Regions from separate parts of the Homo sapiens genome. Here region 2 is linked to region 1. A link is a loop called in an ENCODE intact Hi-C map of the cell type or tissue named here. Cell type or tissue: GM12878. All regions are shown on one strand. Links, peaks and the distances in the headings refer to the core of each region. The heading gives the core; the rest is flanking DNA.

Region 1 (16,663 bases), core at 4,836-12,835:
TACCTGGGAGGCTGAGGTGGGAGAATTGCTTGAACCAGGGAGGCGGAGATTGCAGTAAGCCAAGACCATGCCATCGTACTCTTGCCTGGGTGACAGAGTGAGACTCCATCTCAAAAAAAAAAAAAAGTGGGCATCATTGAGCACAGTCCTTCTCAAGCTGCCATCTCTATGGTCCTCTCTCCTTCTACTTTTAAGGACCCTTATGATTATTTTGGGCCTACATAGATAATACAGAATGATCTCCCTACTTAAAAATCAACTGATTAGCAACTTTAATTCCATTGGCAACCTTATGTAACATAACATACTCACATTTTGGGCATTAGAACGTGGATATCATTGGGTGGGTGAGAGCATTATTCAGCTTACCACCTACACCATTCTAATAGAACAAAGAACTAAAACCACATGATCATCTCAATAGACAAAGAAACACCAATTGGCTGGGTACGGTGGCTCATGCCTGTAATTCCAGCACTTTGGGAGGCTGAGGGCGGATCACCTGAGGTCAAGAGTTCAAGACCAGCCTGGCTAAGATGGGAAAACCCCGTCTCTACTAAAAATACAAAAAAAAAAATTAGCCATGCATGGTGGTGGGTGCTTGTAATCCCAGCTACTCAGGAGACCGAGGCAGGGGAATCGCTTGAATCCAGGAGGCAGAGATTGCAGTGAGCTGAGATGGTGCCACTGTACTCCAGCCTGGGCAACACAGCAAGACCCAGTGTCAAAAAAAAAAAAAAAGAAACACCAGTTGACAAAAACCAATGCTCATTCAACCAACTAGGAATAGAAGATAACTTCCTCAACCTGATAAAGGGCGTCTATGAAAAACCCATAGATGGCAGGATGCAGTGGCTCATGTCTGTAATCCCAGCATTTTGGGAGGCCAAGGCGGGAGGATCACTTGAGCCCAGGAGTTCAAGACCAGCCTGGGAAATATAGTGAGACCCTGTCTCTGCGAAAGAAATTTAAAAATTAGCTGAGTGTGGTGGCACATGCCTGTAGTCCCAATTACTTGGGAGGCTGAGGTAGGAGGATCCAATTGAGCCTGGGAGGCAGAGGTTGCAGTGAGTGTGTTCACACCACTGCACTCCAGCCTGAGCAACAGAGCAAGACCCTGTCTCAAAAACAAACAAGAAAAACCTATAGCTAATAGTGAAAAATTAAATGTTTTCTCCCTAGGATCAAGACAAGGATATCCACACTTTTTTTTTTTTTTGAGACAGAGTCTCACCCTTTGCCCAGGCTGGAGTTCAATGATGTGATCTTGGCTCACTGCAACCCTGGCTTCCAGGCTCAAGTGATTCTCCTGCCTCAGCCTCCCGAGTAGCTGGGATTACAGGCGCCCGCAACCACGCCCAGCTAATTTTTTGTATTTTTAGTGGAGACGGGGTTTAACCATGCTGGCCAGGCTGGTCTTGAACTCCTGACCTCAGCAGTTTGAGACCTGATCCACCTGCCTTGGCCTCCCAAAGTGCTGGGGTTACAGGCGTGAGCCACCGTTACCCGCCAGGATGTCCACTCTTGCCATTTCTATCCAACATAGAAATGGCATGTACCAGAGGTTCCAGCCATGGAAATTAGGCAAGAAAAAGAAAAGGCATTCAGGTTAGAAGGAAGAAGTAAAACTATCTATTTGTAGATGTTATACTGTGTATACAATATCCCAAGGAATTCACTAAAAAAATAGAATAAATGAGTTCAGCAAGGTACAAGAACAATATATAAAAATCAAATGTATTTCTATACATCAACAATGAATAATCCAAAAATGAACTAGAAAATAACTCCATTTATGTTACCATCAAAAAGAATAGAATACTTAGGAATAAATCAAATGAAAGTGAAAAACTTATACTCTGAAAACTATAAGACTTTATTGAAAGAAATTAAAGACCTAAATAAAGAAATCCAAACCAGAAGGCTTAATATTATTAAGATAGCAATATTTCCCAAATTACCTATAGATTCAATGAAATTCATATCAAAATACAAGCTGGCTTTTTATTTTTTGCAGAAATCAATAAGATGGGGCCTGGTAAGGTGGCTCACACCTGTAATCTCAGCACTTTGGGAGGCCAAGGCAGGTGGATCGCTTGAGTTCAGGAGTTTGAGACTAGCCTGGGCAACATGGCGAAACCCCGTCTCTACTAAAAATGCAAAAATTAGCCAGAATTTGGCCCCCCCAGCTAATTTTTTTGTATTTTTAGTAGAGATGGGGTTTCACCATGTTAGCCAGGATGGTCTCGATCTCCTGACCTCGTGATCTGCCCGCCTTGGCCTCCCAAAGTGCTGCAATTACAGGTGTGAGCCACCGCGCCTGGCCAACACTTCCCAATTTCATTTTAGCTGGTGTGTCTACAATCATTTTGGCATTTTTCCAAGTTGTGAATATGTTATCAAACATATATAAAATTTGTCTTCTGTCTACATTTGTCACTATTCTGTTTTGAATTCACTATTGCACATTATAGGAAGATGCTTTTCCCTCCAATAGTAAGCATGTAACATTTTTATGTAATTAAAAATTTTTGATGCCAGATGGCAGTGTTATATTACAGTCTCCTTAGGCAGCTTCTTCCCATGAAGATAGAGTATTTAGGACTGTGGGTTTAAATAAGAATATTCAATGCCTTTATTATGCTACAGGGAAAAACTATGGGGTCGCTAAGTATTTCATAATCTCTTGGCAGAACATTTTATAGAAACACATACTCTCTTGGCCGGGCGCGGCGGCTCACACCTGTAATCCCAGCACTTTGGGAGGACGAGACGGGCGGATCACGAGGTCAGGAGATCGAGACTATCCTGGCTAACATGGTGAAACCCCGCCTCTACTAAAAAATACAAAAAAATTAGCTGGGCGTAGTGGCGTGCACCTGTAGTCCCAACTACTCGGGAGGCTGAGGCAGGAGAATGGCGTGAACCTGGGAGGCGGAGCTTGCAGTGAGCCGAGATCGCGCCACTGCACTCCAGCCTGGGTGACTGAGCGAGACTCCGTCTCAAAAAAAAGAAAAAGAAAAAGAATCACATACTCTCCAGACTGAAAAAGGGCTAACGGGTCATTTATGCTAATCACCCGACTGATGCTTGATGTCACCTTCCTATTTGTTTCTCTATCCTAGTAACAGTTAAGCCACTTTACATTAAAGGCTCAGGAAGGAATTATAGATTGTGGTTCAGATGACTTAGGTTTTACTTCCAGTTCTATCAACTATTTCTAAGATGTGGGGCAAGCCACTTAAATCAATTGTATCTCTGTTCCCTTATCTTTAAAATGAGGGAGTTGTATAGATGACCTTGTTGGGGCTCAGAAAAGGATTCCCCAAAGTATGGCACTTTGGCATGCTGAGTACTTTGAACTAAAGGACATTGGAAGGCCTCAGAATCCACCTCAGAACCAAGGTCTCTGACCTTCTCCTGCCCTCCTATCTCTTACCCTTCATTCTCCGCAAGTGAGTCACAGAAACCAGGATTCCTCTTCCCCAAGGTGGGTCACAGAAACTAGAACCCTTTTCCCCAAAGGAAGACATAAAACCTACAAATATTACTCTAAACTTCCCCAGCCTTTCTGCCTAGGAGCTGGCCATAAAGAAATTCTCTGATGTACCCTTGTCAGATAGGAGATCATAAGGCCCTCATTCCAGAGTGGCCCCGCCCTATACCCTGGAAAAAGGAAGGTCACACAGAAAGGCCAAGAAGAATCTGAACAGGCCTTGCTGGGTTTCTCCACTCTTACTATTAGTTCATTCTCTTTTCCAGTCACATCTCTACATGGCTGTCCATGCTTCATAAGCATAAAAACAAGCAGTTTTCCCTGGGTGTTTGGCTCTTCATTTCTGAAGTCTCTTATAAATCTTTGACCAAATAAACCTGTTACGCCTTTCTCTTATTAACCTCCCTTTTCGTATAGGACTGTCAGCCTTGACCCTTATGATGGGTGAGGAAAGGTATACCTTTCTGCCTCCCAACCTCTAAGGAACTGTTGACCACCTCTGTAAAAATCTATGACAATATAGATGGAGAGCATTTTTTGAAAGATTCATGGCAGGAGCACTTGGAACACCAAGAAGAAGAAGAAACTATGGGAAATACAAACTTTTTTTTTTTTTTTATGTTGAGACAGAGTCTCACCCTGTCGCCTAGGCTGGAGTGCAATGGTGTCATCTCAGCTCACTGCAACCTCCGTCTCCTGGGTTCAAGTGACTCTCCTGCCTCAGTCTCCCGAGTAGCTGGGACTACAGGTGCCCACCACCACACCCGGCTAATTTTTGTATTTTTAGTAGAGATGGGGTTTCACCATATTGGCCAGGCTGGTCTCGAACTCCTGACCTTATGATCCGCCCACCTTGGCCTCCCAAAGTGCTGGGATTACAGGCGTGAGCCACCACCGTGCCCGGCCAAAGAATACAAACTTTTAACAAAGTATTTTTTTCAAATGTTCAAAGGAAATGTAATTTAGACATTTTTAGAGAACACACAGTGAAAAAAGTATGGCTGAACACATTTTTACAAATAATGATCAAAGTCCTAATGTTTCATTACAGTGATCTGGCAAAAATAAACATGTCATGTAGGATTAGTAATGAATGAATGAATAATGAGGAAACAGAATAATACAGGATTAAGACAAATATGAAATAAAAAAATGAGTTCTCCTTTAAGCAAGGAACCAGCTTTAATTAAAGGGAAACCCTGAAGCAAACCACTTGGGTCTTAAAATACTGTTTTGGCTGGGCATGGCAGCTCACGCCTGTAATCCCAGCACTTTGAGAGGCCAACGTGGGTGGATCTCTTGAGCCCAAGAGTTCGAGACAGTCTGACCAACATGGCGAAACCCCGTCTCTATTTATAAATAAATAAATAAATAAAAATTTAAAATACTGTTTTGGCTCTTTGTGGTAAATCCTGACATCTACATTATCCAGAATCTAAGTAAAGAACTTGCTGGCTGGGTGTGGTGGCTCACACCTGTAATCCCAGCACTTTGGGAGGCCGAGGCAGGTGGCTCACCTGAGGTCAGGAGTTCAAGACCAGCCTGGTCAACATGGTGAAACCCTATCTCTACTAAAAAAATACAAAAAAATTAGCCAGGCATGGTGGCACACACCTTTAATCCCAGCTATTCAGGAGGCTGAGGCAGGAGAATCGCTTGAACCTGGGAGGCGGAGGTTGCAGTAAACTGAGATGGTGCCACTGCACTCCAGCCTGGGCAACAGAGTGAGACTCCATTTCAAAAAAAAGAACTTGCCTTTAAATCAGGTTAAAACAAATCCTCAGATAAGATTAAAATTCAAGTCGACTAAATTGAAAGCGGCAGATTTCCTGTTGGATTCTCCTGCCTCTCAGGGTAAAACATAAGGACTCTCTAACTGCTTTATTGCCCTTCTAAAATCCTCCATGTCTTTGAATACTGTCAAACATGCTTAGATAACTATGAGAAACGGCAATGCATGTCTGCTGTAGGAGATTAGCAAAGGTATGTGAGGTGAACTTACTGATAATCATTGAAGACCTAATTGAATTAAAATGCTTTAGTAAGTTTTAGGACAGGCTTGGTGGCTCACACCTGTAATCTCAGTACTTTGGGAGGCTGAGGTGGGCAGATCACCTGAGGTCAGGAGTTCGAGACTAGGCTGGCCAAAATGGTGAAACCCTGTCTCTACTAAAAATACAAAAAATTAGCCGGGTGTGGTGGCACCCGCTTGTGATCCCAACTCAGGAGGCTGAGACAGGAGAATCGCTTGCACCCGGGAGGTGGAGGTTGCAGTGAACCAAGATCGCACCACTACACTCCAGGCGGCAACAAAGAGTGAAACTCCATCTCAAAAAAAAAAAAAAGATTTAGTAAGTTTAAAAATTATTTTCATGCTGTTGTAACATCTATAAAACTATAATTTTCTTTTCTTTTCTTTTCTTTTGAGATGGAGTTTTGCTCTTTGTTGCCCAGGCTGGAGTGTAGTGGTGTGATCTTGGCTCACTGCAACCTCCGCCTCCCGGGTTCAAGCAATTCTCCTGTCTCAGCCTCCCAAATACCTGGGATTATAGGCACCCGTCACCACGCCCGACTCATTTCTGTATTTTTAGTAGAGACGGGGTTTCACCATGTTGGCCAAGCTGGTCTCAAACTCCTGACCTCAGGTGATCCGCCTGCCTCGGCCCCCCCACAGGGCTGGGATTACAGGCGTGAGCCACCATACACAGCCAAAACCATAATTTTCATATTTCTAATAGCAGCTTAGTTTTTATCTCTTCTGCAGAAACCAACTCAGAGTACTTCTAACAGTTTCAAGTCCTAATTCATAATGTGAAGTTATGTTTTATTCTAACTAAGGTTAAGAAATTTTATAAATACTTAGAAACATAGTCGAGAAAATAGGTTAATTCAGGAGATCTGATGGGAAATTACAGTGAGCAGTGCTAATCTGGGAGTCAGGTTGCTTTGAGGGTAACAATATTATAATTGCACATGCATATGCAAGTATAGTAAATACTTTCTATATAATATAAATTTTATGGTCTTAAATACTCATATGTGAGCAACCATATGAATATATAAGAGGAATCATGTTATATAAGGTGTCACGAAAGAAGAAAGGCCTTCCATGTATCAAACAAAAAACCCCCACAAACACAACCAGCATTTATCTTCCTTGGAAAAAGAAGAAATTAAAAATCAAATATAAGGTGAACATGTTAGCCCACTTTACTTCCATTCAATGATGTTAGCAAAAATATATCATTATAGAAGATTTAGGGGTACTGATGGTTAAGTGGGAAGAGTAGAAGTGATCTGGGTAGTTAAAATTTCTTCAGCTTTTTTCTCTTTAGTTTATTAATAAAAGCCATTTTATATGAACTATTTAAAAAATTTATTTTTTTTGATGTGATGACTCAAGGTAGAATATATTGTATGAACTCTTGCATTATTATTTTTATTTATTTTTTTTGAGACGAAGTTTCGCTCTTGTTGCTCAGGCTGGAGTATAGTGGCATGACCTTGGCTCACTGCAACCTCTGCCTCCTGCGTTCAAGCAATTCTCCTGCCTTAGCCTCCTGAGTAGCTGGAATTACAGGCATACATCATCATGCCTGGCTAATTTTTGTATTTTTAGTAGAGACAGGGTTTCACCATGTTGGTCAGGCTGGTCTCATAGTCCTGACCTCAGGTGATCCACCTGCCTCGGCCTCCCAAAGTTCTGGGATTACAGGCGTGAGCCACCATGCCCGGCCTCTTGCATTATTATTAATATTAGATCTCTCAATGTTATGATAATTGGCCATTATGCACAAGGCAAAGTCGAGATCCATAAGAGTTAAGTGATTTATTCGATGTTCTGGAGAGATGGCGTGGATGGGATCAGCGTTCGTTTTACTGTATCTTAAGATTTTAGTTTTAGTCTTAGCACTATTATTATTTTATTAGACAGCAAGTCTCAGTTAATGTTGTGCAGGCTGATTTCAAACCCCTGGGGCCTCAAGCGATCCTCCCACCTCAGCCTCCCGAGTAGCTGGGACTATAGGTGTGCACCACCATGCCCAGCTAATTAAAACAATTTTTTATAGAAGCAGGGTTTCTCTATGTTGCCCAGGCTGGTGTCAAACTCCTGCATTCAAGCGATCCACCCACCTTGGCCTCCCAAAGTGCTGGGATTACAGGCATGAGCCACCGCACCCTGACACAAATAACATTTCAATATCTCACTTTCCTATTCTGTGAAATCAGGGATCAGAAAAATAACATTTTAAAATGTGATGGAGTTGGCTAGGGTAATCAAAAAAGTGTTCTGTGCTAGAAATTTGGAAATGCTTGGACAAACGAAGTTAAACAGTTTCTTAGCTATAGTATTTCTCAGAGCCTTTGACAAATTAACATTCATAATAGTGGCATGTTGCCCTTCACAAACTTTTTGGACATATAAACACTTTTTGTTTTATGTTATGGCACACCATGTAACTGCAGTGAATCTGAAGGATTTCAGGGCAGAACAAAGAAAAAGATGTGACCACAAGGTGGCAGTGGGACACAACAAGCTCTCTTTGGACAGCGCTTTGACAGGTTTGTATGCCGGGAAGTCCCTCACAGCATGAGACCTTCCAAAGGCAGCGACAGTGTAGGGCGGCCACTACTCAGAAGGGGGAGGGTAAGAGAATTCCTGGAGGACTAGAGAGAGGGTGTATGTGTCATGACGTTGTTTAGCAGCAAGATCGGCGGGGCGGGTGGGGGGGTGTCTCTGGGTTACAGAGCTCCAAAGGGCAGCAGTGATTTGGGGTCTTTTATAGCCTGGGGTTTTTATCTATGGATAGTAGACGTTGAGTGTAGTTTGCAGGGTATGTAAAGCAGGTGGGCTCTAGATAGATGGCTAATAATTTGGTTATTTAGGCTATACTTAAACAATTGGATGTGTAAACATTTGATTTGGTGATGATGGGCTTTTGAGCTAACAGTCCTGGTTGCTGTGAAGAAGTAAACAACACAGGGCCCCAAAGGTCATTTTTAGATCATGTAACGGTAACACCTAGTCCAGCATTTACCAACTGTGATCTTCCAGATCAAAAATATTTTTATTCCAAATATTTTGAACTCCTGCCATTTCAATGTCTACTTCCACTACTTCTGGCAGCCACACAAAAATATAAGAAGTGATTTGAAAGGGGTATGCTATTCTTTTTTTTTTTTTTTTTGAGACAGTGTCTCACCTTGTCACTCAGGCTGGAGTGCAGTGGCACAATCTTGGCTAATTGCAACCTCTGCCCCCCAGGCTCAAGTGATCCTCATGCGTCAGCCATCAGAGTAGCTGGGATTACAGGCGTGCGCCACCATGCCCAGCTAATTTTTGTATTTTTAGTAGAGAGGGGGTTTCACCATATTGGCCAGGCTGGTCTCAAACTCCTAATCTCAAGTGATCTGCCTGCCTTGGCCTCCCAAAGTGCAGGACTACAGGCGTGAGCTACCACACCTGGCCAGAAAATGATATGCTATTCTTGCTGCAAATGTTGAAGTTGACTGATAATTTTTCTTTACCATAAAGCAGTGGTTCCCAAAGTGTAGTCTGCATATTCTGTAGTCTGAGACCCTTTCAGGGTTGTGAACTGAACTAGTTACTTTTCTCATGGAACACCATTTTTACTTTTTAAAAGAATGATTGATATGGTTTGACTGTGTCGCCACCCAAATCTCATCTTGAATTGTAGCTCCCACAATTCCCATGTGTCGTGAGAGGGACCCGGTGGGAGGTAATTGAATCATGGGGGCAAGTCTTTCCTGTGCTGTTCTTATGATAGTAAATAAGTCTCATGAGATCTGATGGTTTTAAAAGGGGAAACCCCTTCTCTTGGCTCTCATTCTCTCTTGCCTGCCACCCTGTAAGACGTGCCTTTCGCCTTCAGCCATGATTGTGAGGCTTCCCCAGCCACGTGGAACTGTGAGTCCATTAAACCTCTTTTTCTTTATAAGTTACCCAGTCTTGGGTATGTCTGTATCAGCAGTGTGAAAACGGACTAATACAATGACTACAGTGTAAGGTTATTCTTATTTGAGTACTTGGCAGACTATTTCATGAAAATAGAAGAAATGAGGCTGTCATTTCAAAGAAAACAAATGACAGAATTTGTTGTCAGTGATAAAGCTTTAGCTTTCAAGTGAATTTTGGAAGCCTCGTAGCTGCCACTGTGATCTTGAAAGCTATCCAGGACCTTTCTAATGACATCAGTTATTATGTTAACAACTGATTTTTGTTTTGGATAATAAAATGTGTCAATATTTAAAAGATCTATATAACTCAGAGAACCAATATTTTCCGAACTGCCAATGCATGATGTTACAAAATCATGCATTGGTAAAGATCAACTCAAAATTCAAGACAGACTAGTGCATCATAACACAAATGTATGAAAAGTGCATCATAACAAAATGTACGCAAAGTTCATTGATATGTTTTCAAGTTCCACATTGCAACAACCCATAAGAAATTACCACTTGCTGAGTTTTGGGGTATCAAAGAAGAGTATCCACAATGATCTGAAAAGTGATGATCTGAATGAAAATATATCTCTTTTCTAGGTAATAGATTTACGATTTTTAAAAAATGAATGTCTATTAAAATTTATCTGTTTTAATAGAAATTTTAATTTAACAAATATACATAAACAAAAACTCTTTGGGGATCCTCAGTGATTTTTTTTTTTTTTTTGAGATGGAGTCTCACTCTATTGCCCAGGCTGGAGTGCCGTTGTGCGATCTTGGCTCACTGCAAGCTCGGCCTCCCAAGTTCATGCCATTCTCCTGCCTCAGCCTCCTGAATAGCTGGGACTACAGGCGCCCGCCACCATGCCCGGCTAATTTTTTTGTATTTTTAGTACGGACAGGGTTTCACCGTGTTAGCCAGGATGATCTCGATCTCCTGACCTTGTGATCCACCTGCCTTGGCCTCGCAAAGTGCTGGGATTACCGGCGTGAGCCACCGCGCCCGGCCTGGGATCCTCAATAATTTTTAAGAATGTAAATGGGTCCTGGGGTCTATTTGAAAAATACTACCAGAAAGTATTATTTCAATTACTGAAACCTACAAATGGTTAAGTGTTTTCTCATCACCAACATAAAAATACGAAGGTAAAACCAATAGAATTGCTCTGAAACATACGGGGAATACAAAATCTAAGATGCTTCTTAAGTGAGTTACATTTATATCACATATCTTTTAGATTTTTATAAATTTTGTTTTCCATAATTATTATTTTTTTTTTTTTGAGATAGAGTCCTGCCCACTCTTGCCCAGGCTGGAGTGCAGTGCGGAGATCTTGGCTCACTGTAACCTCTGCCTTCCAGGTTCAAGCTATTCTCCTGCCTCAGCCTCCCAAGTAGCTGGGATTACAGGCACCCAGCCCCACACTCAACTAATTTTTGTATTTTTAGTAGACACAGGGTTTCACCATGTTGGCCAGGTTGGTCTTGAACTCCTGACCTCAAGTGGTCTGCCCACCTCAGCCTCCCAAAGTGTTGGGATTACAGGCGTGAGCCACTTCGCCTGGCCTATAATGGTATTTTAATTTGTATGTTGAACAAAGATGGCTCTTAAGGTTCAACATTAACAGCAATTCTACTTTTGTCTCCCTTGGTCCCTCCAAAGCTGTCCATTGAAGGATCATTCTTCCCACACTCTTAAATGAAAATTTAGTTAATACCATGACTTTCACATTTTTTCCACTATAGAACGCTCAAACAGCTGGGCGTGGTAGCTCACGCTTGTAATCCCAGAACTTTGGGAGGCCAAGGCGGGCAGATCACCTGAGGTCAGGAGTTCGACAACAGCCTGGCCAACATGGTGAAACACCATTTCTACTAAAAATACAAAAATTAGCCAGACCTGGTGGCGGGCGTCTGTAATCCCAGCTACTTGGGAGGCTGAGGCAGGAGAATCACTTGAACCTGGGAGGCGGAGGTTGCAGTGAGTCAAGATTGCACCACTGCACTCCAGCCTGGGCGACAGAGCAAGACTCATTATCAAAAAAAAAAGAAAGAAAGAAAGAAAAAAGGAATGCTCAACCGCATTTGTTATTATTTTTTTTTTTTTGGAAACGGAGTTTCACTCTTGTTGCCCAAGCTGGAGTGCAATGACGTGATCTCAGCTCATTGCAATCATTTAGTGTGATTAAGCTCATTGCACTCATTAATCATTTAGTGTCATTAAGCTTTCCTGGTGTCTGAAATCACATCAACTAGGCATTTATCTTAAATCCATGATCTGTTAACATATCTTTGGTTACTAGTGATCTCCATAATGACATAATTTATCTCAAAAGACTCCTTGGTTTGAAAATCTGATTAACCACTCCAGTATATTTTCCAGACTTGAAAACTGGTATTTAGGCCAGGCATGGTGATTCATGCCTGTAATCCCAGCACTTTGGGAGACTGAGCCAGGTGGATCACCTGAGGTCAGGAGTTCAAGACCAGCCTGGCCAACATGGTGAAACCCTGTCTCTACTAAAATACAAAAATTAGCTGGGTAGGGTGGTGCAAGCCTGTAATCCCAGCTACTTGGGAGGCTGAGGCAGGAGAAGCACTTGAACCCAGGAGGTGGAGGTTGCAGTGAGCCAAGATCATGCCTCTGCACTCCAGCCTGGGTGACAGAGTGAGATTCTGCCTCAAAAAAAGAAAAAAGAAAATTGGTATTTATTGCTTCTCTCTACAGATGCTTCTCAATTTATGATGGGGTTACACCCTGACAAACTCATAAGTCGAAAATACACAAAGTCGAAAATGTGTTCAATATACCTAACTTACTGAACAACATAGCTTAGCCTAGCCTACATGCTCAGAACACTTAAATTAGCCTACAGATGGGCAAAATTTTCCGACACAAAGCCTATTTTTTAATAAAGTGTTGACTGTCTCATGTAATCTATTGAATATTATACTGAAAGTGAAAAAAATGCTTGCACAGGTTCTTGAAGTATGGCTTCTACTGAATGCATATGGCTTTTGCACCATTGTAAAGTCGAAAAACTGTAAATTGATCATTTTAAGTCAGGGATCATCTGTGTGCTGACAGCCACCACGTCCAACCAATTAATTTTTAATAGTTTAAAAATAATCCACATGATATAAAATTCAAAAGATACAAAAGGGTATACAATGACATTTTTTTTCCTACTCTTGTTCCTTCACAACTTTCTGTGCAGCTAACCCCAGTTAACAGTTTCTTTTTTTCTTTTTTCTTTTTCTTTTTTTGACACAGGGTCTCACTCTGTTACCCAGACTGGGGTGCAGTGGGGTGATCATGGCTCACTGCAGCTTCGACCTCCCAGGCTTAAGTGATCCACCCACCTTAGCCTCCCACAGTGCTGGGATTACAGGCATAAACCACTGCACCCGGCCACCAGTGTCCTTACTGGCTCTAGTTTCTTAAGAAATGTCTTTGCATAAAGATCTAATCTTCACTACAGATGTCACTGATACCCAGATACAATCTATGGTTACAGCCTTGGTTAAGGCTGGCAACCTAAAAATAAAAAAGAGAAGTTGTCAAAGGGACTTCCTAAAAATAAAAGAGAAGTTGTCAAAGGGACTTCCAGGATAATAGCTTAACCTACAGAATAATTGTTTAGACTGGCTGGGCATGGTGGCTCACGCCTGTGATCCCAGCACTTTGGGAGGCTGGGGTGGGTGGATCATGAGGTCAGGAGCCTGGCCTGACCAGTATGGTGATACCCCGTCTCTACTAAAAATACAAAAATTAGTTGGATGTGGTGGCATGCGCCTGTAGTCCCAGCTACTTGGGAGGCTGAGGCAGGAGAATCACTTGAACCTGGAAGGCAGAGGTTGCAGTGAGCCAAGATTGCACCACTGCACTCCAGCCTCGGCGGGTGACAGAGCGAGATTCTGTCTCAAAAAAAAAAAAAAGAATAATTGGAATAATTATTTAGACTGTAATAAGAAAAATGAGCTGGAAGGACTGGGCATAACTACTGATTTACAAGTTAGATCCAGTTTATATTACGGTGTGGACCTATTATAGGGGTAATATGAAAGGGTGCCATGGTTTCTAGGGTAGGAGGATATATACCATGGCTCTTATACAGGCAAAATGGGCTACTGCTGTTTTGTTCTCCTCCAGTGAAGAGCCACATTAGCCTAAGAGTCCAAATTTTTCTGACTTTTTGTTTGTTTGTTTGAGACGGAGTTTCGCTCTTGTTGCCCAGGCTGGAATGCAATGGCGTGATCTCAGCTCACTGCAACCTCCACCTCCCGAGTTCAAGTGATTCTCCGTCCTCAATCTCCCGAGTAGCTGGGATTACAGGTGCGCACCACCACACCTGGCTAATTTTGTAATTTTAGTAGAGATGGGGTATCTTCATGTTGGTCAGGCTGGTCTCGAACTCCCAACCTCAGGTGATCCACCCGCCTTGGCCTCCCAAAGTAATGGGATTATAGGCATGAGCCACCACGCCCGGCTATTCTGATCCTAATGTCTACAGTTTGATAATAGTTAACAAGTCATTTAGTGTATTTGATAGATGTAATATTATAAACTTGAAATTTTCTTATTGTTTACATAAAGCATCATGTTCAATATCATGAACACAACTACTGCTGCCATCATAATCTTCTTCATAGGTAACATTTATTGAGCACTGGCCACCATTACCACCTTCATTTATCGTTATCATGACTAACATTTATTGAGCTCTTACTATGTGCAAGGCCACCACATAAGGAATTGTCAGAGGCCGGGCGCGGCAGCTAACGTCTGTAATCCTAGCACTTTGGGAGGCCAAGGCAGGCGGATTGCCTGAGCTCAGGAGTTAGAGACCAGCCTGGGCAACACGGGGAAATCCCGTCTCTGCTAAAAATACAAAAAAAATTAGCCTGGCATGGTGGCGTGCACCTGTAGTCCCAGCTACTCAGGAGGCTGAGGCAGGAGAATTGCTTTAACCCAGGAGGTGGAGGTTGCAGTGAGCTGAGATTGCACCATTGCACTCCAGCTTGGGTGACAGAGCAAGACTCCGTCTCCCAAAAAATTAAAATAAAATAAAATAAAATAAAGAATTGTCAGATAATCATGACTAAGTCTATGAGGTAGGTACTCTCATTATGCCTGTTTTACAGATGAGGAAACTGAATAATGAAATGGGTTAAGTAATGTACTCAAGGTCACACAGTAAAAGATGAAGCCAGAATTTGAACCCAAGCAATCTATTGCACTAACCTGTTATCAAGGGGCATCCATGGAAGAGTAATATACGTATTTGAGGACAGTAAGTAAGGACAGCTTCGACAGCCCCATCAGTCAGATTTACACAATGTCCCATATGAATCTCCTATGCAAAAATAAAGAAAATAAAGTCAAATGAAAACAAAGATCTATAATAACAGTATGAACAATTTTGAGAAACATTCTGATACAAAAAGAACCAGATATCTACTTGCAAAAAAAAAGTATATAGAAAAGACCAATATAAGTCTGAAGTAATTTGGAAGGAGCAGCTTAAAAAGTTAAATGCCCAACCATTTTATAAAGTAATGTGTAATAGCTATTAAAGCTGAAGATGAGTATGCCCCAGAACTCAGCAATTCCAATTGTTGATCTACAGAGAATCTCTTCTACATGTGCACAAGGAAACAATTTATAAATATGCCCTTTGCAGTATTACTTGTAATAGTAAAAAAAGTGGAGAACGGGAAAATCAATGCTTTATAGAAAACAGCTAAAATGAAAAATATCTACTTGTATTAATAGACATAAATCTCAAACATGTTAGTTCAGACCCTTTGGCAAACAGTATGGTAGTATCTTATAAAGCTAAACATGTATTTGCTATATGACCCAGCAATTTCACTCGTAGGCATTTACCCAAGAAAAATAAAAACATATGTCTACACAGAGGTTTGTATGCAAATGTCTGCAGCAGTCCAAAATTGGAACCCAAATGTCCATCAAATGATAAAATTATTTTTAAATTTTTTAAAAATTTCCATAGATTTTTGGGGAACAGGTGGTATTTGGTTACATAAGTAAGTTCTTTAGTGGTCATTTGTGAGATTTTGGTGCAACCATCAACCAAGCAGTATACACTGAACCCGATTTTTAGTCTTTTACCCCTCACCTCCTTCCCACCCTTTCCCCCTGAGTCCCCAAAGTCCATTATGTCATTCTTATGCATTTGCATCCTCATAATTTAGCTCCTACTTATGAGTGAGAACGTATGATGTTTGCCTTTCCATTCCTGAGTTACTTCACTTAGAAGAATAATCTCCAATCCCATCCAGGTTGCTGTGAATGCCATTAATTCATTCCTTTTTATGGCTGAGTAGTATTCCATTGTATACATATACCACAGTTTCTGTATCCACTCGTTGATTGATGGGCATTTGCATTGGTTCCACATTTTTGCAATTGCAAATTGTGCTGCTATAAACATGTGTGTACAAGTATCTTTTTCGTATAATGACTTTTTTCTCTGGGTAGACACCCAGTAGTGGGATTGCTGGATCAAATGGTACTTCTACTTTTAGTTATTTAAAGAATTTCCACACTGTTTTCAATAGTGGTTGTACTAGTTTACATTCCCACCAGCAGTGTAGAAGTGTTCCCTGTTCACCACATCCACACCAACATCTATTATTTTTTTATTTTTTTTATTATGGCCATTCTTGCAGGAGTCAGGTGGTATCGCATTGTGGTTTTGCTTTGCATTTCCGTAATCACAAATGATGTTGAGCATTTTTTCATGTTTGTTGGCCATTTGTATATCTTCTTTTGAGAATTGTCTATTCATGTCCTTAGCCCACTGTTTGATGGGACTGTTTGCTTTTTTCTTGCTAATTTGTTTGAGTTTGTTCTAGATTCTGGATATTAGTCCTTTGTCAGATGTATAGATTGTGAAGATTTTCTCCCATTCTGTGGGTTATCTGTTTACTCTGCTGACTATTCCTTTTGCTGTGCAAAAGCTGTTTACATTTAATTCCCAGCTATTTATCTTTGCATCAAATGGTAAAATTATAAATAAATTATGGCATATCCATACTATGGAACACTACTTAGCAATAAAAAGGGGCTGAGTGTGGTGGCTCATGCCTGTAATCCCAGCACTTTGGGAGGCCAGGGTGGGTGGATCATGAGGTCAGGAGACCGAGACCATCCTGGCTAACATGGTGAAA
Region 2 (16,663 bases), core at 4,818-12,817, 130 kb after region 1:
ACTAATTTTTGTATTTTATTTTATTATTTTATTTATTTATTTTTGAGATAGGGTCTCACTTTGTCACCCAGGCTGGAGTGCAGTGGCGTGATCTTGGCTCACTGCAACCTCTGCCTCCCGGGTTCAAGCGATTCTCCTGCCTCAGCCTCCCAAGTAGCTGGGATTACAGGTGCCTGCCACCATGCCCGGCTAATTTTTGTATTTTTAGTAGAGACAGGGTTTCTCCATGTTGTCCAGGCTGGTCTCAAACTCCTGACCTCAGGTGAGCCACCCGCCTTGGCCTCCCAAAGTGCTGGGATTACAGGGGTAAGCCACTGCACCCAGCCTAATTTTTGTATTTTAGTTAAGACCGGGTTTCACCATGTTGGCCAGGCTTGTCTGGAACTCCTGGCCTCAAGTGTTCTGCCTGCCTCGGCCTCTCAAATTGCTGGAATTACAGATGTGAGCCACAGCATCAGATCTAGGCTTTTCTTGTTGGGAATGTTTTTCCTTCTTTCACAAAACCTTTTATTTTGAAAACAATATAAACTAGAGAAAAGTTGCAAGAATAGTGCAATGAACTGAAACGCCCTTCACCTAGATCACTAATTGTTAGTAAACATTTTGCCACATTTGTTTTTTTCTCTTTCTCTCCATTTGAAATTAAGTTATAGATATCACAACCCAACATGCCTAAATAATTTAGTGTCTATCCTTGAAGAAAGATATTCTCTTACTGTACAATCACCAAATTCAGGACATTTAACATTGATACACTATGATTATCAATATATAGTCCATATTCAAATTTTGCCAATTGTCCCAGTAATGCCTTCTGTAACAATCCTTCTCCCTTCACACATTTCATTTAGTTCTCGTGTCTATTTGGGCTCCTTTAATCTAGAACAGTTCCTCAAACTTTGTTTTCTATGACATGAACATTTTTGAAGTGCACAGTGTTGACAAAAAGAGTCAAACTCTGTAAAATATTTAAAGAAATTTATTCTGAGCCAAATATGAGTGACCATGGTCTGTGACACAGCCCTCAGGAGATCCTGAGAACATGTGCCCAAGGTGGTTGGGTGCAGCTTGGTTTTATACATTTTAGGGAGGGCATGAGACATTAATCAAATACATTTAAGAAGTACATTGGTTTGGTCCAGAAAGGCGGGACAACTCAAAGCAGATAAGGCAGTGGAGGGGCGGCGGGGGCGGGGGCGGGAGGGCGTCGGTCGGGGGGCCTTCCAGGCTATAGGTAAATTTAAACATTTTCTGGTTGACAATTGGATGAGTTTGTCTAAAGACCTGGGATCCATAGAAAGGAAATGCTCAGGTTAAGATAAAAGATTGTGGGGGCCGGGCACGGTCGTTCACACCTATAATCCCAGCACTTTGGGAGGCAGAGGTGGGCAGATCACGAGGTCAAGAGATGGAGACCATCCTGGCCAACATGGAGAAACCCTGTCTCTACCAAAAATGCAAAAATTAGCTGGGGTTGGTGGTGCGTTCCTGTAGTCCCAGCTACTCAGGAGGCTGAGGCAGGAGAATTGCTTGAACCTGGGAGGCAGAGGTTGCAGTGAGCCGAGATCGCCACTGCAATCCAGCCTGGTGACAGAGGGAGACTCTGCCTCAAAAAAAAAAGAAAAAAAAGATTGTGGAGACTTCGCTGGCCTGGTGGCTCACGCCTGTACCCCAGCACTTAGGCCAGGCGCAGCGGCTCACTCCCGTAATCCCAGCACTTAGGCCAGTCGCACTGGCTCACATCTATAATCCCAGCACTTTGGGAGGCTGAGGCAGGCGGATAGCCTGAGGTCGGGAGTTCGAGACCAGCCTGGCCAGCATGGTGAAACCGCTTCTCTACTAAAAATACAAAAATTAGCTGGGCGTGGTGGCAGGCGCCTGTAATCCCAGCTACTCGGGAAGTTGAGGCAGGAGAATGGCTTGAACCCAGGAGATGGAGGTTGCAGTGAGTCAAGATGGCGCCATTGCACTCCAGCCTGGGCAACAGCATGAAACTCCATCTCAAAAAAAAAAAAAAAATTAGCCAGGCATGGTGATGCGTGCCTGTAATCCTAGCTACTAGGGGGCCTGAGGCAGGAGGATCACTTGAACCTGGGAGGTGGAGGTTGCAGTGAGACAAGATGGTGCCACTCTACTCCAGCCTGGGCAACAGAGTGAGACTCCATCTCAAAAAAAAAAAAAAAAGATTGTGGCGAGCAAGTTTCTTTTGAACTCTTATAGTGGCTGCCCTTAGAGAGAATAGATGACAGATGTTTCCTATTCAGACCTTAAAAGGTGCTAGACTCTTAGTTAATCTCTTCAGGAGTGCTCGCTTCGGCAGCACATATATATGATGATCTCTTCAGGGTTCGGAGGGCCTGGAAGAAAAAGATATAGCTATGTTAATAGAGATTCTTTACAGATGTGAATCTTCCCCTCCAAAGGACAGCTGTGCAGGGCCATTTCAAAATATGGCAAAGAAACATGTTTTGGGGTAAAATATTTTGACTTTCTTCTTTGTCACATAATGTTATGCCAGAGTCAGATTGGAAAGTAAGTCACGATATATAGGGTTAAATCAAACCCATCTGATGAGAATTTATAGTTTGTAGGCCATGACTCTCCAGACCCTTAAGATAGGAATTTAGGCAAGATGAAAAAAAAAAAATCAGAGCTTAGTCTTCACAGACAAATAGATTTTTAGAATGTTCATCAATTTAGGTTTTCTAAATGTCTCTTCATGATGAGGTTTCTTCCATTTTTGGCAGTAAACTACATAAATGATCTTGTATATATATATATTAGAAATACAGGCCCAGAGCGGTGGCTTATGCCTGTAGTCCCAGCACTTTGGGAGACTGAGGTGGGCCTCACTTGAGGCCAGGAGTTCCAGACTAGCCTGGGCAACATGACAAAGCCACATCTCTACTAAAAATACAAAAATTAGTTGCGTGTGGTGGCATGGGCCGGCCTGTAATCCCAGCTACTCAGGTGGCTGAGGCAGAAGAATCGCTTGAACCCAGGAGGTGGAGGTTGTAGTGAGCCAAGATCATGCCACTGCACTCCAGGCTGAGACACAGTGAGGCTCTGTCTCAAAAAAAAAAAACAAAAAAACAAAAAAACCCCACAATGTTGGGTGATTCACTATTAAATAGTAATTTACCAGTTAAGAAAAAATATGGAGCACGAATTTCCACGTCAGCATGTCATCCTTTCACAGGAGGCATGCTAATCTTCTTCGTAACATCCAATTTTAATATATATGCTAGGCCGGGCGCGGTGGCTCACACCTGTAATCCCAGCACTTTGGAAGGCCAAGGCAGGCAGATCACAAGGTCAGGAGATCGAGACCATCTTGGCTAACACGGTGAAACCCCGTCTCTATTAAAAATACAAAAAATAAGCCGGGCGCCGTGGCGGGCACCTGTAGTCCCAGCTACTCAGGAGGCTGAGGCAGGAGAATGACGTGAACCCGGGAGGCGGAGCTTGCAGTGGGCCGAGATCACGCCACTGCACTGCAGCCTGGGCAACAGAACGAGACTCTGTCTCAAAAAAATACACACACACACACACACACACACACACACACACATATGTGCATACACACATACGTGCACGCACATGTACATATATACATACGTGCACGCACATGTGCATATATACATACATGCACGCATGTGTATATATACATATGTACACACATATACACATATATATGCTGAAGCAAGCATAATTTACCAATTTTTTAAAGGAGGATTATGTCAAATCAAAAACTGTGATGGGACCAGGCAAGGTAGCTCATGTCTGTAATACCAACACTTTGGGAGGCCAATGTGGGAGGATTGCTAGAGGCCAGGAGTTTCAGACCAGCCTGGGCAGTATAGCAAGACCCTGTCTCTTAAAAAAAAAAAGGCAACTGTGATGGATGTGAGATCTTACCCCACTTGCATAGTCATAAATAAGCACATAGATAGAGATGATAAATAGATACTAGACGAAACATCAGGTTTCGTCTAGTCAAAGATCAGAGCTTTATTTACTCACAGCAATAAGAGTAGCCACAGCGACATTGCTGAGTTGTCCTCAAGCCTGAGAATTCATATAGGAAAGAGACTCTCCTCAAAGGAGAGGGAAAAGCTTTGTTCCCTAAGGTAAACACATTTTCCTTAGGAACAAAAAGGAAAGGAGTTTGTGGATTCTCACCTTTTGGAATCTAAGTATCTATCTCTACTGGGAAGATAAAATCAGCCTCTTTGAGGCTTTTCTCCACTTTTGACTTGCAAACTCATGGAGAGATAGTTCTCTACATTCTTTCAGAGATCTTTCTAGGGAGGAGGGGAAGTTCCCTATCCTGGAATGTAAGGCTCTGCCTCCAGGTAAGAGAAGTTTTATTATCCTTTAAGTGGAAGCCAGTGTCTCTATAATGAAGGTTGTAGAGAACAAATATTTATGGGGGAAATGAAAGCAAGCATTTTCATTTTCATAGTAGATTAATATCTGTGGTTCAAGAGCCTGAGTTTGCAGGAACACTCAGTAATACAGAGAAAATGTATTTCCCACAGACTATAGTGCAAAACTTCAGAATAAATAAAAGTTGACTTCAGTAACACATGGGTATCCCTTCTGCCCTCCTTCCCTCCCATTTACTGCATCTTTTTTTTGATCTTTGGTGCTCTCACCGGACTCTACCCTGTACTTCTATTTTGGGGTATGGATCCCTTCCCAAAAGACTCTTTGTTACAAGATTACTTTTCCCATATTTTACATCCTATACTTTTAGAGTAGCTCATCTCAGCTAGTTGTTATAAGGAAAGTAAACTAAGTCAAAATTAGTCATCAATGAATTATTAGCTTTTAGTACTGCGGGAGATTTTTTTTTTCAAGAGTACCAATGTGTCCGGAATTGGTGGGTTCTTGGTCTCACTTCAACAATGAAGCTGCGGACCCTCGCGGTGTTACAGCTCTTAAGGTGGCACGTCTGGAGTCTGTCCCTTCTGATGTTCAGATGTGTTTGGAGTTTCTTCCTTCTGGTGGGTTCGTGGTCTCGCTGGCTCAGGAGTGAAGCTGCAGATCTTCGCGGTGAGTGTTACAGCTCATAAAAGCAGCCTGGACCCGAAGAGTGAGCAGTAGCAAGATTTATTGCAAAGAGTGAAAGAACAAAGCTTCCACGGTGTGGAAGGGGACCCGAGCTGGTTGCCAATGCTGGCTCAGGCAGCCTGCTTTTATTCTCTTATCTGGCCCCACCCACATCCTGCTGATTGGTAGAGCCGAGTGGCCTGTTTCGTCAGGGCGCTGATTGGTGCGTTTACAATCCCTGAGCTAGATACAAAGGTTCTCCACGTCCCCATCAGATTAGTTAGATACAGAGTTTCCACACACAGGTTCTCCAAGGCCCCACCAGAGCAGCTAGATACAGAGTGTCGATTGGTGCACTCACAAACCTTCAGCTAAACACAGGGTGCTGATTGGTGTGTTTACAAACCTTGAGCTAGATACAGAGTGCCGATTGGTGTATTTACAATCCCTGAGCTAGACATAAAGGTTCTCCAAGGCCCAACCAGAGCAGCTAGATACAGAGTGTCAATTGGTGCACTCACAAACCTTGAGCTAAACACAGGGTGCTGATTGGTGTATTTACAATCCCTGAGCTAGATATAAAGACTCTCCACGTCCTCACCAGAGCAGCTAGATACAGACTGTAGACTGGTGCACTCACAAACCTTGAGCTAAACACAGGGTGCTGATTGGTGCATTTACAATCCCTGAGCTAGATATAAAGACTCTCCACGTCCTCACCAGAGCAGCTAGATACAGAGTGTCGACTGGTGCACTCACAAACCTTGAGCTAAACACAGGGTGCTGATTGGTGTATTTACAATCCCTGAGCTAGATATAAAGACTCTCCACGTCCTCACCAGACTCAGGAGCCCAGCTGGCTTCACCTAGTGGATCCCGCACCGTGGCTGCAGGTGGAGCTGCCTGCCAGTCCTGCGCCGTTTGCTCGCATTCCTCAGCCCTTGGGTGGTCGATGGGACTGGGCGCCTTGGAGCAGGGGGTGGTGCTCGTCGGGGAGGCTCGGGCCGCACAGGAGCCCACAGAGGGGGTGGGAGGCTCAGGCATGGCGGGCTGCAGGTCCCGAGCCCTGCCCCGTGGGAAGGCAGCTAAGGCCCGGCGAGAAATCGAGCGCAGCGCCGGTGGGCCAGCACTGCTGGGGGACCCAGTACACCCTCCGCAGCCACTGGCCCGCGTGCTAAGTCCCCCATTACCTGGGGCCAGCAGGGCTGACTGGCTGCCCGAGTGCGGGGCCCACCAAGCCCACGCCCACCCGGAACTCCAGCTGGCCCGCAAGCGCCGCAGGCAGCCCCGGTTCCCGCTCGTGCCTCTCCCTCCACACCTCCCTGCAAGCTAAGGGAGTGGGCTCCGGCCTTGGCCAGCCCAGAAAGGGGCTCCCACAGTGCAGTGGGGGGGCTGAAGGGATCCTCAAATGCCACCAAACTGGGAGCCCAGGCAGGGGAGGTGCCGAGAGCAAGCGAGGGCTCTGAGGACTGCCAGCACGCTGTCACCTCTCACCAATACTTGTCATGTGGATGGGAGACACTGTAAAAATAAAGTGAGGTGGAAGGAAAAGGTCTGTGAAAGCATACTTGTAATTCATAAAATACCATATAAATGAAAGTAAAGTTGTGTAATAATTCTAAACCAAAAATAAAATTCTAAGGCCCCCCAACCATCTGAATGGACTTTCTCCTGGCCAGGGCACTTTTAAAATTTAACCTGAAAGACTGGTTCGGGCCGTGATGGAAGGGGGTGGTCAGACATGCCTTGTTATACCTCTCCGGCATTAATATCAACACAGAATTCAGTCTGATAAGAAACATTTTACAGCCTATTCTCTCTCAAGCCCACTACCTGAAGGCCTCCTCTGCACATCAGAACTTTGGTCTCCATAATCCTTCATCTTAACCCAGACATTTCCTTTCTATTCATCCCAGGTCTTTAGATAAACTCAACCAATTGTCAACCAGAAAATTTTTAAATCTACCTGCAACCTGGCAGCCCCCTTCCAGTTGTCTTGCCTTTCTGAACTGAACCAGTGTATTTCCTAAATGTATTTGATTGAAGTCTCATGTCTCCCTAAAATGTATAAAACTAAGCTGCACCCCATTCGCCTTGGGTACACATTCTCAGGATCTCCTGAGGGCTGTGTCATGGGCCATGATCACTCATGTTTGGCAGAATAAATTTCTTCAAATATTTTACAGAGTTTGACTCTTTTTGTTGACATAATTATGCACCGAGACTTGGGAAAGAGAAGACACTTACCGCAGTGTATTTTAATACATATGACGTTGACTTCCTGCATTTTGGTGCACAGGTCTTCATTTTCCTGCCTCCGTTTCATGGTCACAAGATAGCTGCTGTACCCACATGTCAGGCCTCTGAGCCCAAGCTAAGCCATCATATCCCCTGTGACCTGCACGTATACATCCAGATGGCCTGAAGTAACTGAAGAATCACAGAAGAAGTGAAAATGGCCCATTCCTGCCTTAACTTATGACATCCCACCATTGTGATTTGTTGCTGCCCCACCTTAACTGAGCGATTAACCTTGTGAAATTCCTTCTCCTGGCTTAGAAACTCCCCCACTGAGCACCTTGTGACCCCCACCTATGCCTGCAAGAGAAAAACCCCTTTTGACTGTAATTTTCCACTACCCACACAAATCCTATAAAACGGCCCCACCCCTATCTCCCTTCGCTGACTCTTTCTGGACTCAGCCCGCCTGCACCCAGTTGAAATAAACAGCCTTGTTGCTCACACAAAGCCTGTTTGGTGGTCTCTTCACACGGATGCGCGTGACACCACAGAGTCACATTTATATTCCTGGCAGAAAGAGGAATATAAAGTAAAGGAAGAAGAAGGCAAATAAGCTTTGTCTTTTTATTCTGAAAAGGACACTACCCTCAGAAACCACCACCTTCATCTTATTGCTAAAAGCAGCGTCACATGACCAGCACAAGTGCAAATGAGGATGGGAAAGTGAGTTTTTAAATTGAACACATGGCTATTTCAAATAAAAGCAGGGTTCTATTACAAAAAATGGGGTGTGTGTGTGTGTGTGTGTGTGTGTGTGTATGTGTAGAGGGGGATATTTTTTAAATAGGCAACTAATAGTGTTGACTTCATCCAGCAATTTTACCTCCAGGAATGTATCCTATAGTGATATATGAGGACTAAGCTCTGATTTTTTTTTTTGCCCAAATTCCTATCTAAGGGGTCTGGGGAGTCATGCCCTACAAATCATCAATTCTCATCAGATGGGTTTTATTTAATCCTGTATATTGTGACTTACTTTCCAATCTGACTCTGGCATAACAAGGAAGAAAATCAAAATATTTTACTGCAAAACATGTTTCTCTGCCATATCTTGAAACAGCCCTGCAAAGTCTCTTGTGGGAAAAATCCACATTCTGTAGAGAATCCCCTTTCCCCCTTTGTTTTCCTTCCTTCCTTTCCAGATCCAGGAGATAATCAGCTAAGAGCCAGGCACCCTTCTAAGTTCAATAAGAAACATTTTACAACCTGCTCTCTCTGAAGTCAGCTATCTGAGAGCTTCCTCTGCACAATAAAACTTGGTCTCCACAATCCTTTATCTTAACCTGAACATTTTCTTTCCATTGATCCCCGGCCTTCAGATAAACTCAACCAACTGTCAACCAGAAAGTATTTAAATTTACCTATAGCGTGGAAGCCCCGGCTTTGCATTGTCCTGCCTTTCTGAACCAAACCAATGTATTTCTTAAATGTATTTGATTGATGACTCATGTCTCCCTAAAATGAATAAAACCAAGCTGGCCGGGCGCAGTGGCTGATGCCTGTAATCCCAGCACTTTGGGAGGCCAAAGTGGGCGGATCACGAGGTCAGGAGATCGAGACCATCCTGGCTAACACGGTGAAACCCCGTCTCTACTAAAACAAAAAATTAGCCAGGCGCAGTGGCAGGCACCTGTAGTCCCAGCTACTCGGGAGGCTTGAGGCAGAAGAATGGCGTGAACCTGGGAGGTGGAGCTTGCAGTGAGCAGAGATCACGCCACTGCACTCCAGCCTGGGTGACAGAGCGAGACTCCGTCTCAAAAAAAAAAAAAAAAAAAAAACCCAAGCTGTGCCCCGACCACCTTGGGCGCATATTCTCAGAATCTCCTGAGGGCTGTGTCATGGGCCATGGTCACTCATATTTGGCTCAGAATAAATCTCTTCAAATATTTAACAGAGTTTGACTCTTTTCATCAACATATCCACTGTGGCAGAAACCTGTTGGTGTCCCCACCTCAATCCCTGGGGATCCCTGCTACCATTTTGTGGTGCCCATTCCCCCAGGAGCTGTGGGTGCTGCTGGTAATGGTTTGTACCTACAACCCCAGGGGACTGGACTTGGATGATTAGAGCCACCTGGACATGAAGTTCATGGGAGTTATGTGCTGCTTTAACCAGTGACTGTCTATGGTAGGGTACAAATGTTCTGGTCCCTTGCCTAAGGGCAGACAGATTCTGCTTGCACTTTATGCTTCAGGGCTCCCGGTAGGAATAGGCTGAGTCTAGACTTCCCCTGAAACCATTCTTGCTTTCCTTCTTCCCCTCCCCTGGCCTGCTTCCCTCCCTCACCCTCCTAGATTTCTACCTAGACTACTTTCCTAATAAATCACTTGCCTACGAAGCTCCACCAGTCTCAGCTTCTAGGGAAATAGACTGAAGACACTCACGTATGCACAAAATGACATATACAAGATTATCCATTGTTTCATTCATAATAGAAGACTGTTAACAAGCAAATGTTCATCACTAGGCTCCTGGTTAAATAAAGTACAGCTGCCCCAGGAAGGAAACTAGGGGTTCAGGAATACGGTGAAAAGTAAACTTTCACTGAACTTTTAGTTCTTTCTGAATTTTTTTTTTTTTGAGACAGAGTCTCCCCCTTGCCCAGGATGGAGTGCAGTGGCACGATCTCGGCTCACCGCAACCTCCGCCTCCTAGGTTCAAGTGATTCTCCTGCCTCAGCTTCCCGAGTAGCTGGGATTACAGGTGTGCATCGCCACACCCGGCTAATTTTTGTATTTTTAGTATAGATGGAGTTTCACCATGTTGGCCAGGCTGGTCTCGAACTCCTGACTTCAGGTGATCCGCCTGCCTTGGCCTCCCACAGTGCTGAGATTACAGGTGTGAGCCACCGTGCCTGGCCTCTTTCTGAATTTTGAAGCATTTGGATGTATTGCTTTTTTTTTTTTTGAGACGGAGTCTCGCTCTGTCACCAAGCTGGAGTACAGTGGCGAGATCTCGGCTCACTGCAACTTCCACTTCCCGGGTTCAAACGATTCTCCTGCCTCAGCCTCCCGAGTAGCTGGGACTACAGGCGTGCACCACCACGCCCGGCTGATTTTTATATTTTTAGTAGAGATGGGGTTTCACCATGTTGGCCAGGCTGGTCTCGAACTCCTGACTTCAGATGATCTGCCTGCCTCGGCCTCCCAAAGTGCTGGGATTACAGGCATGGGCCACCATGCCTGGCCTGCTTATTTTTTAAAAAAATAAAATTAATGTTAAAATAATTAATTAAGGCTGGGCACAGTGGCTCACACCTGTAATCCTAGCACTTTAGGAGGCCGAAGCAGGTGGATCACTTATGCCCAGGAGTTCGAGAACCAGACTGGGCAACATGGTGAAACCTCATCTCTACAAAAAGTAAAAAAATTAACCGGGCATGGTCGTGCATGCCTGTGTTCCCAGCTACTTGGGAGGCTGAGGTGGGAGGATCACTTGAGCCTGGGAGGTCGAGGCTGCAGTGAGCTATGATTGTACCACTGCACTCCAGCCTGGGTGACAGTGAGATTCTGTTTCCAAAAAAAATTAATTAATCAAAAAATCCACTAAACAAGTAAATTGGATACTTAGGTGAAAATCTTAAGTGTAGGCCGGGTGCAGTGGCTCACGCCTGTAATCCCAGCACTTTGGGAGGCCGAGGCGGGTGGATCACAAGGTCAAGAGATCGAGACCATCCTGGCTAACATGGTGAAAACCCGTCTCTACTAAAAATATAAAAAATTAACCGGGCGCGGTGGCGGGCGCCTGTAGTCCCAGCTACTCCGGAGGCTGAGGCAGGAGAATAGTGTGAACCTGGGAGGCAGAGCTTGCAGTGAGCCGAGATCGTGCCACTGCACTCCAGCCTGGGCGACAGAGCGAGACTCAGTCTCAAAAAAAAAAAAAAAGAAAGAAAATCTTAAGTGTAAGTACCTAAACAATCTATTAAATGACCTGTGAAACCAAGGGCTCCTAATGCTATGACCAAAGACTGAAGCTCTCTATGAGATGCCAGCCACTCAATAGTGCACTTTTTCTGAGAAGATATAAGACAGCCACTCAGAATTATGATGTAATAATTGGTAATGTGGGGAAGTAAATAAATGTCTCAAAGTTTTGCTTTTGAAAAATGACTAGTAAATAGTAATAACAAAACTGTTATTTATGGAGGGATGAGTCTGTGGCCTATCTCTCTTCCCTTTTATGTCTACGTTTCTCACAGTCATCTACACTCCCTGTCACTTGTACTTATTCCCTTGACACTGCAATCTAGCTTCATCCACTCCCCCAAAATGACTCTTCCCAACGCTATCAATGACCCCTTTGTCTTTCCATCCAGTGGCTGTTTTTCAATCCTCGTATTCCTTAACTCTCAGCAGCATTCTGTGACATGATGCTCTCCTGGTGTTCTGCCTGCATCTCTGCTCATTTCTTTTTAGACTCCTTTGTCAGTTTATGCTCTTCTGCCAGTCTTTTTTTGAGACGGAGTTTCGCTCTTAGTCCAGGCTGGAGTGCAGTGGCGCGATCTCAGCTCACTGCAACCTCAGCCTCCCGGGGTCAAGCGATTCTCCTGCCTCAGCCTCTCCAGTAGCTGCGCCTGCCACCAGGCCCAGCTAATTCTTTTCTTCTTTTTTTTTTTTTTTTGAGACAGAGTCTCGCTCTATCCCCCAGGCTGGAGTGCGTACTCTATCCCCTAGGCTGGAGTACAGTGTCGCAATCTTGGCTCACTGCAACCTCCGCCACCCAGGTTCAAGTTATTCTCCTGCCTCAGCCTCCTGAGTAGCTGGGATTACAGGCGTGTGCCACCATGCCTGGCTAATTTTTTATTTTTTATTTTTGAAATGGAGTCTTCCTCTGTTGCCCGGGCTGGAGTGCAGTGGTGCGATCTCGGCCTACTGCAACCTCTGCCTCCTGGGTTCCAGTGATTCTCCTGCCTCAGCCTCTCGAGTAGCTGGGACTACAGGTGTGCGCCACTGCGCCAGGCTAATTTTTGTATTTTTAGTAGAGACAGGGTTTCACCATATTGGTCAGGCCAGTCTCAAACTTCTGACTTTAGGTGATCTGCCCACCTCAGCCTCCCAAAGTGCTGGGATTACAGGCGTGAGCCACCATGCCCGGCCAATTTTTGTATTTTTTAATTAGCAACGGGGTTTCACCACGTTGGCCAGGTTATTAACCACATCCATGGCTCTGATTACCACCTGTGGATAAATATGTCCCCAGTTCTCCTCTGAGCTCCTATTTTCCTTTTTTTTTAGAGGGTCTCACTCTGTCACCCAAGCTGGAGTGCAATGGTGCGATCATGGCTCATTGCAGCCTTGACTTCCAGTGCTCAAGCCATCCTCCCACCTCAGCCTCCCAAGTGTCTGGGACTACAGGCATGAGCCACCAAGCACCAGCTAATTTTTGTATTTTTTTGTAGAGAAGGGGTTTTGCCATGTTGCCCAGACTGGTCTCAAACTCCCGAGCTCAAGCGATCTACTGGCCTCGGCCTCCCAGACAGCTGGGATTACAGGCACAAGCCACCGTGCCCAGCCTCTGAGCTCCTATTTTCCTTTTATTATTATTATTATTATTATTATTATTATTATTATTATTATTATTATTTTGAGACGGAGTCTCACTCTGTCACCCAGGCTATAGTGCAGTGGCACGATCTCGGCTCCTGGGTTCAAGCCTCCTGGGTTCAAGTCATTCTCTAGCCTCAGCCTCCCAAGTAGCTGGGGCTACAGGCATGCACCACCATGCCCGGCTAGTTTTTCTATTTTTAGTAGCGATGGGGTTCACCATGTTAGCCAGACTAGTCTCAAACTCCTGACCTCATATGATCCACCCACCTCGGCCTCCCAAAGTGCTGGGATTACAGGCGTGAGCCACCGCGCCCGGCCTGAGCGCCTATATTCAACTGCACATTTAACATTTCCACTTGAATATCCCATTGAATGGCACCAACATTCATCCAATTTCTCCTTTCAGGAGCTTGGGGACCATCTTTCTCTTTTAGTATTCATATCTAACAAATCACCAAGTTCCATCAATTTTATCATTTAAGTATCTTTCTAATCTGTTCATTTCCTTCCATCTATACTGTCACCACCCTCATTTTAACTACCTTATAGTTTCTCACCTGATTAGTCCAAAAGCCTTTTAACTTCCTTTCTGCTTTCAATCTTGTTTTTTCTCTATTGCATTCCTCACACTGCACCCAGAATAATCTTTTTAAAATGTAATGTCACACTCCCTTCAGTAAAATCTTGCCTTTGATTTTCAGTGCATTTCAAATGAAGTCCAAAGTTCTCACCATGAACTCCAGTGCTGTGTGATCTGGCCTTTGCCTGCCTCTCCCATTTTGTTTCACAGCCCTCTCCCTTTGGCTCCCTCTAGGTTCCTTCCTCAGCAGTGGTTCTTTATTGTCTCAGGGCATCTGCTTTTGTTGTTTCACAGTTGTTAACATTCTTCTTTCTGCTTTCATGTATTTGGCCTTTTCTCAGTGTTCAAGTCTTGGATCAAATGTCACTTCCTCAGAAAGCCCTCTCCAGGCCGGGCACAGTGGCTCACACCTGTAATCCCAACAATTTAGAAGACCATGGTGGGAGGATCACTTGAGCCCAGGAGTTCAAGACCAGCCTGCGCAACATGGTGAAACTCCACCTTTACAAACAATTGTTTAAAATTAGCTGGATGTAGTAGCGTGCACCTGTAGTCTCAGCTACTCAGGAGGCTGAGGTGGGAGGATTGCCTGAGAGGTTGAGGCTGCAGTGAGCTAGGATTGCACCACTGCACTTCAGCCTGGGTGACAGAGCAAGACCCTGTTTCAAAGAACAAAATGCATCTTATTCTTGGTACTTGTAATTTGTAAACACATTCATTTACACATGCACATACGTCTATATAATTACATATTAAATATGTAATTATGTATTCACGTGTTTATTGTCCATCTCCAACACCCACCTCTATCCCAAATGTCAACTCCATAGAGGCAGGGACCTTATTAGTCTTGTTCACCAGTGTATTCCTTTTAGCTAGAATAATGCCTAGCACACAGCAAGAAAAGTAAGAAAAATGATGTGGGGAATCTTTTAACAAATGATTATTCATTCAGAGATTCCCCACATCATTTTTCTTTCTTTTTTGCCCTCTAGTTACATTGGCTTTGAATTCTTTTTTCTTTTTTTTTGAGACTTAGTCTGGCTCTGTCGCCCAGGCTGGAGTGCAGTAGCGCCATCTCGGCTCACTGCAATCTCCGCATCCCGGGTTCAAGCGATTCTCTTGCCTCAGCCTCCTGAGTAGCTGGGATTACAGGCGCCCGCCACCATGCCTGGCTATTTTTTTGTATTTTTGGTAGAGACGACGTTTCACCGTGTTAGCCAGGATGTCTTGATCTCCTGACCTTGTGATCCACCAGCCTCGGCCTCCCAAAGTGCTGGGATCACAGGTGTGAGCCACCGTGTCTGGCCTCAGCTGAACATTTTTTAAGAATTCAAAGCTGGCCAGGTGCGGTGGCTCACACCTGTAATCCCAGCACTTTGGAAGGCTGAGGCGGGTGGATCACAAGGTCAAGAGATTGAGACAATCCTGGCCAACACGGTGAAACCCCGTCTCTACTAAAAATATAAAAATTAGCTGGGCGTGGTGGCATGCGCCTGTAGTCCCAGCTACCTGGGAGGCGGAGGCAGGAGATCGCTTGAACCCAGGAGACAGAGGTTGCAGTGAGCCGAGATCTTGCCACTGCACTCCAACCTGGCAACAGAGCAAGACTCCGTCTCAGAAAAAAAAGTTCAGCTGGTGCTGTGGCTTATGTCTGTAATCCCAGCATTTTGGGAGGGTGAAGCAGGAGGCTCACTTGAGTCCAGGAGTTCAAGACAAGCCTGGGCAACATAGTGAGAGCTCCATCTCTACAAAAAAATACAAAAATAGCTGGACATGATGGAGAACGCCTGTGGTCCCAGCTACTCAGGAGGTTGAGGTAGGAGGATTGCTTGAGCCCAGGAGTTTAAGGCTCCAGCTGACCATGATTGCACCACTGCCCTCCAGCCTGGACAACAGAATGAGACCCTGTCTCAAAAAAAAAAAAGAAAGAAAAAGTTATGTAACTTTCTCCCTCATTTCCTTAGAATATGCTATTTGCTCTGCCTGATAAGCTCCCTGCCACCACATATTTAGTTAATGACTACCTGCTTTCTAGGTCTCAGTGTAAATGCTACTGCTTTAGCGTTGCTACTCCTGACATTCTAGACAAGGTGAGGTCACTGTTATATAATCCCCTAAAACCTATCTTTTCCCTTCAGAACACTTATGATTTGTAATTATTTTTATTTATTTTTGTTTGGCTGGGTTTTTTGTTTGTTTGTAATTATATTTTCTTGTTGGTCTGTTTGCTCTAGACCAGAGATCAGCAAACTCCAGCCCATGGGCCAAGTCCAGCCTACCACTTGTTTTATAAATAAAGTTTTTGGAATACAGTAAAATGCATTCATTTATGTATTGCCCATTTGGCTCCTAAAATATTTACCGTCTGCTTTTTTTTTTTTTTTTGAGATGGAATTTCGCTCTTTTTGCCCAGGCTGGAGTGCAGTGGTGCAGTCTCAGCTCACTGCAACCTCCGCCTCCTGGGTTCAAGTGATTCTCATGCCTCAGCCTCCTGAATAGCTGAGATTACAGATATGCACCACCACGCCCAGCTAATGTTTGTATTTTTAGTAGACATGGGGCTTTGCTATGTTGGCCAGGTTGGTCTTGAACTGCTGACCTCAGGTGATCTGCCGGCCTCAGCCTCCCAAAGTGCTGGGATTACAGGCGTGAGCCACGGTGCCCAGCCACCATCTGCTCTTTACAGAAAAAGTTTGCTCACCTCTACTCTAGACTAGAGTATAATCTCTATTAGGACAAAGATGATCTCTTCCTACACACTACTAAAATTTAAAGAATTTCCGTAAAAACTAGTGAAATAAAATAAATGGTAATCGCTCTGCTAAGTACTTTATATGTATTACCCACATCAATTTTATGAGAAAAATATTATTATCTACAATCTACACATGAGGAAACTGAGGCTCAGAGCCATCTGGTGAGTTGCCCTAAGGTCACACAGCTGATAAGTAGCAAACTGATGTTTGAATCTAAGTTTAAAACAATGTTTCTTCTTTAAATTTTTTTTTTTTTTTTGAGACAGAGTCTTGCTCTTGTCGCCCAGGATGGAGTGCAGGCGTGAGCCACCACACCCGGCCCTTCTTTAAATTTTTAAATGTAATTAATTGATACTACAACTAGTCAGTGAAAGTTTGATAAGGAGCATCTTATCATAACACAATTAATTACCACTAATTAA

The links. Peaks named below come from ENCODE experiments on the same cell type or tissue, not always from the same donor. Only the 100,000 strongest peaks of a DNase experiment are listed, where the experiment ranks them.
Region 2: a loop joins it to region 1, with 5 times the contacts of the local background. A loop is called at or near these places in 3 of 110 quality-filtered maps.

Annotation. Positions count from the first base shown.
Region 1 is chr12:31,674,296-31,690,958 of GRCh38, forward strand. It overlaps AMN1 (antagonist of mitotic exit network 1 homolog), which reads right to left. Exons shown (of 7, transcript NM_001113402.2): 6 at 14,712-14,823. Among named protein-coding and RNA genes, the nearest start is that of ETFBKMT, 23 kb to the left of the region's middle. RefSeq lists a silencer at 8,152-8,241. In GM12878, for the core only: a CTCF peak has its summit at 8,016 (motif pointing right); DNase peaks (open chromatin) are centred at 8,016 and 8,376; H3K27ac peaks cover 523 bases.
Region 2 is chr12:31,799,807-31,816,469 of GRCh38, forward strand. It overlaps the pseudogene RNU6-1069P. Among named protein-coding and RNA genes, the nearest start is that of H3-5, 16 kb to the left of the region's middle. In GM12878, for the core only: no CTCF peak of the experiment used is centred there; DNase peaks (open chromatin) are centred at 7,356, 7,585, 9,522, 11,565 and 1 weaker place; H3K4me3 peaks cover 2,523 bases; H3K27ac peaks cover 5,247 bases.